2 separate regions of the Homo sapiens genome follow, and region 2 is linked to region 1. Evidence: read pairs that join two places in POLR2A ChIA-PET (ENCODE). Cell type or tissue: A673. All regions are shown on one strand. Region 1 overlaps PTPRK (protein tyrosine phosphatase receptor type K). Region 2 overlaps PTPRK (protein tyrosine phosphatase receptor type K).

Evidence for each region. ChIA-PET counts read pairs that join two places held together with the same protein. Peaks named below come from ENCODE experiments on the same cell type or tissue, not always from the same donor. Only the 100,000 strongest peaks of a DNase experiment are listed, where the experiment ranks them.
Region 2: POLR2A ChIA-PET joins it to region 1 with 5 read pairs; 3 of 35 experiments call an interaction of 5 or more read pairs at or near these places.

What each region holds. Positions count from the first base shown.
Region 1 is chr6:128,202,877-128,207,876 of GRCh38, forward strand. All of the region lies in intron 6 of PTPRK (protein tyrosine phosphatase receptor type K), which reads right to left. Among named protein-coding and RNA genes, the nearest start is that of PTPRK-AS1, 180 kb to the left of the region's middle. In A673, no CTCF peak of the experiment used is centred here; a DNase peak (open chromatin) is centred at 1,935.
Region 2 is chr6:128,444,860-128,449,859 of GRCh38, forward strand. The region is part of intron 1 of PTPRK (protein tyrosine phosphatase receptor type K); the gene reads right to left. Among named protein-coding and RNA genes, the nearest start is that of PTPRK, 73 kb to the right of the region's middle. In A673, no CTCF peak of the experiment used is centred here; no DNase peak of the experiment used is centred here.

The DNA.
Region 1 (5,000 bases):
GGCGGGATTCTTCCCTACCTCTTTCTATAAGGCCAGCATCATCCTAAATACCAAAACTTGACAGAGATACAACAGACAAAAGAAAACTTCAGGCCAACATCCTTAATGAACATCTATGTAAAAATCCTCAACAAAATACTGTTAAACCGAATCCAGCAGCATATCAAAAAGCTTATCCACCATGATCAAGTTGGCTTCTTCCCCGGGATGCAAGGTTGGTTCAACATACACAAATAAATAAATGTGATTCATCACATAAACAGAACTAAAGACAAAAAAACAAAAACAAAAACAAAAACACATGATTATCGCAATAGATGCAGAAAAGGACTTCAATGGAATTCAATATCTCTTCAGGTTAAAAACTCTCAATAAACCAATGGAAAAGACTTCAAAACAGTAACAGCCATATATGACAAACCCACAGGCAAAATCGGCAATATCATGCTGATTGGGCAAAAGCTGGAAGCATTCCCCTTGAAAACCAGTACAAGACAAGGACGTCATCTCTCACCACTCCTATTCAACATAGTATTGAAAGTTCTGGCCAGGGCAATCAGGCAAGACAAAGAAATAAAGAGTATTTGAATAGGAAGAGAGGAAGTTGAATTATCTTTATTTGCAGATGACATGATCCTATACCTAGAAAACCCCATCACCTCAGCCTAAAAGCTTCTTAAGCTGATAAGCAACTTCAGCAAAGTCTCAGGATAATCAATGTGAAAAAATTGCTAGCAGTCCTATACCCCAACAAGAGGCAAGCACAGAGCCAAATTCTGAGTAAACTCCCATTCACAATTGCTACAAAGAGAATAAAATGCCTAGAAATACAGCTAACAAGGGAAGTGGAAGACCTCTTCAAGGAAAACTACAAACCACTCCTCCAAGAAATCAGAGAGGACACAAACAAATGGGAAACATTCCATGCTCATGGACAGGAAGAATCAATGTCATGAAAATGGCCATACTGCCTAAAGTAATTTATAGATTCAATAGCATTCCCATTAGACTACTATTGATGTTCCTCATAAAATTAGAAAAAAACTATTTTAAAATTCATATGGAACCAAAAAAGATCCTAAATAGCCAAGACAATCCAAAGCAAAATGAACAAAGCTGGAGGCATCATACTACCCAACTTCTAGCTACAGTATAAGGCTACAGTAACCAAAACAGCATAGTATTGATACAAGAACAAACACATAGACCAGTGGAACAGAATAGAGAATTCAAAAATAAGACTATCCACCTACAACCATCTGATCTTTGACAAACCTGAAAAAACAAGCAATGGGGAGAGGATTCCCTATTTAATAAATGGTGCTGGGAGAACTGGCTAGCCAAATGCAGAAAATTGAAACTGGACCCCTTCCTTAAAACATATACAAAAATTAACCCAAGATGATTAAAGACTTAAATGTAAAACTCAAAACTATAAAAAGCCTAGAAGGAAATCTAGGCAATACCATTCAGGACATAGGCATGGATAAAGATTTCATGATGAAGACACCAAAAGAAATCTCAACAAAAGCAAAAATTGACAAATGGGATCTAACGAAAGAACTTCTGCACAGCAAAAGAAATTAACATCAGAGTGAACAAACAACCTACAAAATGGGAGAAAATTTTTGCAATCTATCCATCTGACAAAAGTCTAATATCCAGAGTTTATAAGGAACTTAAGCGAATTTACAAGAAGAAAACAACTCCATTAAAAAGTAGGCAAAGGACATGAACAGACATTTCTCAAAAGAAGACATATAGGCAGCCAACAAACATGAAAAAAAAAAAAGATCAACATCACTGATCATTAGAGTAATGCAAATCAAAACCACAAAGAGATACCATCTCATATCAGTCAGAATGGTGATTATCGAAGAGTCAAAAACAACAGATGCTGGCAAGGGTGTGGAGAAAAAGGAATGCTTATAAACTGTTGGAATGTAAATTAGCTCAACCCTTGCGGAAGACAGTGTGGCAATTCCTCAGAGACCTAGAGGCAGAAATACCATTTGACCCAGAAATCCCTCTACTGGGTATATACCCAAAAGAATGGAATCATTCTTTTATAAAGATACATGCATGTGTGTGTTCATTGCAGCACTATTCGCAATAGCAAAGACATGCAATCAACCTAGATGCCCATAAATGACCCACTGGATAAAGAAAATGTGGTACATGTATACCATGAAATACCATGCAACCATACAAAGGAATTGGACCATGTCCTTTGCAGGGACATGGAGAGACTTGGAAGCTATTATCCTCAGCAAACTAATGCAAGAACAGAAAACCAAACACCACATTCCGCACTTATAAGTGATAGCTGAATAATGAGAACACATGGATACATGGAGGGGAACAACACACACTGGGGCCTGTTGGATGGAAGTATGCGGGGGAGGGAGAGCATCAGGAAGAGCGGCTAATGGATTCTGAGCTTAATACCTAGGTGATGGGACAATCTGTGCAGCAAACCACCATGGGACACATTTATGTATGTAACAAACCTGCACATCCTGCACATGTACCCCTGAACTTAAAAGTTGAAGAAAAACAAAAGGAAAGAAAGTGAAGAAATTTCAAGAAAAGGCCAGGCGTGGTGGCTCACGCCTATAATCCCAGCATTTTGGGAGGCTAAGATGGGTGGATCACCATCTTAGGATGGTGTTTGAGGTCCAGGTCAGGAGTTTGAGACCAAACATGGCCAATATGGCGAAACCCCATCTCTATTAAAAATACACAAAAATTGGGAGTGGTGGGGGGCACCTGTAATCCCAGTTACTTGAGAGGTGGAGGCAGGAGAGTTGCTCGAACCTGGGAGGCAGAGGTTCTAGTGAGCCAAGATTGTGCCACTGAACTCTAGCCTGGACAACACAGTGAGAATCTGCATCACAGACCAAAAAAAAAAAAAAAAAAAAAAAAAAAATTCAAGTTAAAAAATATAAGAGTGGGAGAAAATGTCCCTAGGGACATGCCCTGCTTATTGACATATTTCATTCAAAAGATAAGTCACATTTCCAGATAACTTCTTATTTTCCATATAGTTGTTAGTAACTGAATCTGGAATAGACTTTCTTAGTTAGAAATACAAAAACATAAACAGAAGCTTTATTTGCTTCTTGGACCCTCATGGAAAGAGGCTGGTGGAGAAAAAAGAAATTATGTTATAATTTGAAAACTAGATATTACCATAGTTACATATGGCACTATAACCCCCTAAAGAGTATGCATCTTAGTCATTTTATTAGCAATAAATCCAATAATTAACACATGGTGATCCTCAAATATGTTAATCAAATCAATGAATATATAGGGTTTTTATGTCAATAATAAAATATTATTATTTAAAGTGACTTAAAGAGAAGGTAAAGAGAAAAAAGTCTGGTGATATTTAAAACAAACTCTTTTATTTTAGTATATCAGAAACATATTATAAGAATCAAAGAGAACACACAGATTCAGCAAGAAGGCACACTTCCATCACCCAGCAGAAAGATACATGCTGCTAATAATAAAGGGTGTTCATTAAAAAAAAAAAAAAAAAAAATCAGAGTGTCTTACACTGTTCCTAAGCCATTCAGTCAAGGCACTGGTAACAACAAAACACTTTATTCTCAGTATAAAAAAAGGATTATCAGTATTAATTGTTAAAACTCGCTGTAGATAAACTAGATACTTAAAAATATATAGGCAGATAAGGCAAGAAAATAGAAAATTTAAGTGTTAGAGATTACTCTTTAAAAAGAATTATGATACATTTTTTGTGTTCATCTCAAAAGTAGCTTCATATAATACCATAGGCACAAAATGATGAAAGGTCACTGATGTATTGCCAACTCATTTTTATGAGATAAATTCAATTATAATTGCTGTGACTATTCCAGCCACAATGTAGACATAGAATCCAATTATCTATTTCATTTTCATTTATACCTCATGGGCTAGATCATTTATCATGTTTCATGATAATGATCAGAAGACACATGGAAAGTGATTTCTGGAGGTAACAAATTACCTTCCATATTAGCATAGCTTACAAGTTCCTGTCAACAACTACTATGCATAAATATGAGGTAATTAAATTTACAATGTGAAGGAGTGTTTGATATGCTACTTGCTTCCTTCACAGCTGCCAAAAATCTGGGTTGCTAAGTGCAGCAAAACCCTTTGGTTGCAAATCAGGAATCATTATGCCCCAGAACCCCAACAGGTAGATGGTGTGCTCGGGCTCAAGGTGCTGAGATGCATCTTTCATCATCTGGTATTATTACTTCTTACCACCAAGCCATCCATCATTACTGCTGAGACAGCTTGAAATGATTGTCCTGGACTCTCACATTACTGCTCCTTGAACTCTATCTCATCCATCTTTTGCATCATTCCTGATTCACAGCTAAGTACCCTCTCCCCGCTACAAAATCAAGTGTGAACTATAGTGCCTTTCACCTACAGTGCTTCTCTAATAGTGATTGACTTCTCTTTATTATGGAGCTACTGTTCAGAAAAGACTATCCATGATTGCTGATGGTTGATTTTTAAAAAATCAGACGTACAGAATTCAATAGTTTTAGGAAAATGCACTCATTTACATGCAAGTTAGGCTTCAAAATTGCATTAGTATTTCTATTTGAATATTTATCTATAAACCTCAGCAACACAAACATAGACAGATACAGATGCCTCTGAGTGTACAGATATACACAAAAAGAAAAGATAGCCTGTACCATATATACAAAAGCAGTGTTTCAATCTGAAAATTATTAATCAGAATTTCAAAAACGTTTCACAATAAAATTCAAAACCTTAAGGTATCTAATATGTTGAAATTATAAAATATGTTTAAGTGACACAATGCAAACAAAAGAGGGATTTAAAGTTAGATGCAAGAATATAAGTGAAAACTTCCTTTAAATTAAGTATCTTACCCACCCATTTTTCCCCTTTTCACTGACGCTAAGAGATCCTTCAAAATGATACCGGTAACACAGTGGTTGGTG
Region 2 (5,000 bases), 240 kb after region 1:
AGGTGAAATTATTGAGAGAAAAGATAAGAATTTGAGTCTCAACACTTCATGTATAAAATAGTTCATTGGACTGCTAGGAAAATTAATGTACATATATTCCACATTTATATACAATACCATAAATATACTTACATATAAAGTATGTGTGTAGAGTATATATATAATTTCTGGCACACACTGATGCTCAAAAAAATGAGAGCTCCTTTCTATTATAGAATAAAAGGGCCAGGTGCGGTAGCTCATGCCTGTAATCCCAGCACTTTGGTGGGAGGAAAGCTTGAGCCCAGGAGTTGGAGACCAGCTGAGCAAAATAGCAAGACCCCCAACTCTACTATTTTATTTATATATATATATATATATAATTTATATATAATAGTATAAATACTATATATAATTTATATATAATAGTATAAATACTATATATAATAGTATATTATATAAATACTATAAAATAGCATTTATTCTCATCCTTTCTTTTATATATATGAAAGTATAAATACACTTACATATAAAGTATATTTGTATAATATGCTTATATAGCTGCTTCGTGACTTTTCAGCTTTAGGCATCATCTATTGTATTAGTCCCTTTTCACACTGCTCTAAAGAACTTCCCTGAGACTGGGTAATTTATATAAAGTATATATATGCTTACATATAAAGTATATGTATATATATATACTTACATATATACATGAAAGGATGAGAATAAAAATGCATTAAATGCATGTAGTTCTAATTACAGTATACATTTTTCTTCCTAATATTTGACCAACTTTTAGAAGCAAAGCAATGGCAATTATATATTTGATTTTTTTAAATGTTTTGAGTTTTCTTGTTTTGCCTTAGGAATGTATAGTGATATTTACATTATCATTATAGCTGTATGACCAGGTAAACCATATTAACAATAAGACTGCTTACTGTCATTGGTGGAGTCCACCAAATAATGGCTATTGGATGGGTAACAAACTGCTCCTGATGCTGAATTCTTTCACCTGTTTTCTTTTGTTTTTGAAACTGAGCAACAATTAACCTCGACAGGGTTGCTAGAAAATTCCAAGTATATAGACCTAACATGTTCCATCTTGTATAGGTTAAGACTGGGCCAGTTTTCTTCAATTAGAATCCTACACTGGCCTCTCACCAAAAGGCATGTTAACTGCAGAATCAGATCCAAGAGAAAAAGAAAAAAAAAAAATCTACCATTCTCTAAGTAACGGTGATGAACTCACCTATGACTTTGCAACCTGCACTTCTCACTAATGTTCTCAGATGTCTGGCTGGATAAGCGATTTCCAGATAAACAAGAGAAAGGGTAAAACCTCTTTCAGAAAACTCCCTCAATTAGCAATCACCTTCATTTAGCAGCAGCACCTCTACCATGCCAGCTGCAGGGGGAATTAATTAAATTTAATAGAAGCCACGGGGGAAGTAATTAAATTTAATAGAAGTCATGGATTCCAAATGAAGATAAACTGTATTTGTAATCAGACCTACTGTGTCACTTACTCCCAGGTCTGTAAAAGCATGAGCCAAGTACTGTACAAACCGCTTTCCACAGAAACACCAAGTTTCTGGATCACTCTGTCATTCTCACTTCAAAATGTAGAATAATTGATACGGCATGCTATGGAAAGCATTCCTAATTTTTTAAAAATTCTTTCTGCAAAATAAAAAGTCTGTGACACTGTTACATGTCAATTATGTGTAAACGAGCAGATCTGAATAGCACAGAAGCCGTAGCACAGACAAGAAGTAATGAGAGGTTGGCATGTTTGCTTTGGGAAGGAAAACTAGCAGCCCATTCATCTAAATGCAGTTATGTTTCAATTTAACTAAATTATAAGGTTTGAAATTAGCAATGCTTCAAGCACTCTGGGCTACCGCTCCCACCAGAACACTTCATCTTTAATACCTGCTCCAGCTTGCAAATAAAACTAAGGAAAACAGTAGGGGAAAAATGCTCAAAACAGCTTTTCTAACAACTGCAATCTTGTGTTTTTTACCCCTCAGAATATCTAAAGCTTAAATAAGACAAAGTCAAGTAATACTTTTTCTTTTCAAAACTATACAGTATATTCTACTGCATAGTTACTTAAATTTTTATCTTATTTATCATAATAAAGTGTAAGCTTCTTAAGGACAAGGATGATCCCAGTTTCAAGTTTCCTATTTCTAAAATACTTAGCACAGTGCTTTGCACATGGTGAGGGGGTACGAAAATGTTTATCATCCCACTTTAATGAAAAAAAGATAGCATCACTCTCTATGAAATCATTACCAACACTAAAAGCAGCTCCTGGTTTGAATAAGCAAGCTGTTATCTTGGTTGGTAGTGAAAAGCCCTGCCAGAATGCCAAGATTTCTACCTGACCTGTGAAATAAGAGAAATCCTAATTTTGGAGTTATTCTGAGGATTAAATTATATGCAGTTTATTAAAGTACTTTAAGAGAAAATAATAATAGCTAACATATAACAAGTCTCCACCATATGTCAGGCACCATGCTGAGCACTTTACATAGATCATTTCATTAAATGCTCACAAAACCACTAGGAGTTGGCTACTTTTTTTATCTCTAATTTACAGTAGAAGAAAGTAAGATTTAGAGATGTTACATAACTGATCTAGAGATCCACTAAATAATTAGTGGTCAGACCCAATAGCTAATGAGTGGTGAGATCTGACCCATGCTTAATCTATTATGAGTGCTTAAAGTAGCGGGAAAGCTGTGGCCATTTTTGAGTGTGCAGATTCAAAACCGTGCCTTTTTTTTTTTTTTTAGATGGAGTCTCACTCTGTCACCCAGGCTGGAGTGCAATGGCACGATCTTGGCTCACTGTAACCTCCACCTACCAGGTTCAAGCAATTCTCCTGCCTCGCCTCCTGAGTAGCTGGGACTACACGCGTGTGCCACCAAGCCCAGCTAATTTTTGTATTTTTAGTAGAGATGGGGTTTCACCATATTGGTCAGGCTTGTCTCGAACTCCTGACCTTGTGATCCGCCTGCCTTGACCTCCCAAAGTGCTGGGATTACAGGTGTGAGCCACCGCGCCCGGCCCATTCTTCCTAAAGATAAGAAACGCCTGTAGCACAAAAGCAAAGGCCTCTTTTTATTTGGAAATATTGGGGCCAAATAAACATAATAAAATACTCCATGACTCAGAAATATCCTTCTTTATGCTGTGGCAAATGCAAATGTCTTGTTCACATGGCCAGCCACCAGCCATGTTGGATGCCCCTTTATGCATTTCACCTCTAACGCACGTACACGCTATACTGACTCTCCCAGTAGATGACGGCCCACTATTCATGCCAGCGTCCTTAGGGCCTGCCATGTTACAGATGCTATAGATACTTCACAAATGCTTCTGAACTAAATAAAGAACTATTCATTTTTTATAACCTTGGTTCTGGAGTTCTGGAGAGATAATAAATGATGGCTATTTATAATCATTAACTCATCTGAGTATATAATTCCAACTGTTTAGCTGTTCTGCAAAGAATGTTTGGTCTTTTCATTTCACACCCTTTCTCAATTAAGCTGAGCTGTAACCAAGTTCCCCTATACATATTCCTATTATAGAACTCATAACATTTTTCTGCCCACTCACATCCTCCTCTGCTAAACTATAAAGATCTTACCTTATTCCTCTTTTATCCTCAGCACTCAGCACAAAGCATGCCACATTAGGCACTAAATAATTACTGGAAATAATTTATGCACAAGGCTTTGTATTAATAAGATGCTAGCTCCTTACCAACAAAAATCAAAGATTTTCTAATCTGTTTGGGATGAGACAGAGACAAGAAATTATGAATACCATTTACAACTTAAACTCTAATCACTGACCAAGCCCAAAAAGTACTAGCCAAGCAGAGCATTTAAGAGGGGTTATCTAACAAGATATTTTGCCTTCTCTAAGTGGCAAAGATGACATCAGCTTCTTATGTGTCACTGTCCAATGCCATGCCAGTTTTGTTTGTTTGTCTGTTTGTTTTTGTTTTTGTTTTTTTGAGAAAGAGTCTCGCTTTGTCACCCAGGCCGGAGCACAATGGCATGATCTCGGCTCATTGCAACCTCCGCCTCCTGGGTTCAAGTGATTCTCCTGCCTCAGCCTCCTGAGTAGCTGGGACTACAGGCACCCACCACCACGCCTGGCTAATTTTTTTTTTCCCCCAGTAGAGACGGGGTTTCACCATGTTGGTCAGGCTGGTCTCAAACTCCTGACCTCGTGATCCACCCGCCTCGGCCTCCCAAAGTGCTGGGATTACAGGCATGAGCCACCGTGCCTGGCCCGCCAGTTTTATAAAATGTGTTTAAATGTTTGCACTCAAGTGATTTTTTAAACATAAGCAAACACACATGCATCTGGAAAGGGCTTCACAAATCTCATACTTACACCATTGAAAAAGAGACTTATTTAAAACCCTTTTAACATTTTCTTCCTTCATCTATATCACTTGATATTATTTAAAAGAGCTCAATACCTATACTCATGTATTATTTTATGAGAATTTACTATTTTGCTCACTCATGGTATCTGATATCAATCTCTATAACCATTCTTAACACACCTAGAAGGACACTTTTTTCCAGGGCTCTACCTCATTCTTCAATGTTGCTTTTTTCTCCAAAACGGAAACCTGGATAAAAAAATGAAGGGGAAAATACAACAGTAGAAAATCCTAGAAGAAATTCTAATAAAATAATCTCATCTCTGCTCTCTAGGTAAAAACAATGATTTTTTTTTCCCAAGGTGCAATTTTTTAAATTGACTATTAACCAAGGGTAGGAATAAATATATAATATTTGCATGTGAATTAGGTGCTATGTTAACTCAGTAACTGAAAAGTCTAACACATTCACACTTACGCTGTTTTTGCCCATATGCTTACTTTGTGAGATAAAACTATAGTAGTACAAAAATCAGACAAAGAACTCTATAAGCTGGCTGGGTGCGGTGGCTCATGCCTGTAATTCCAGCACTTTGGGAGG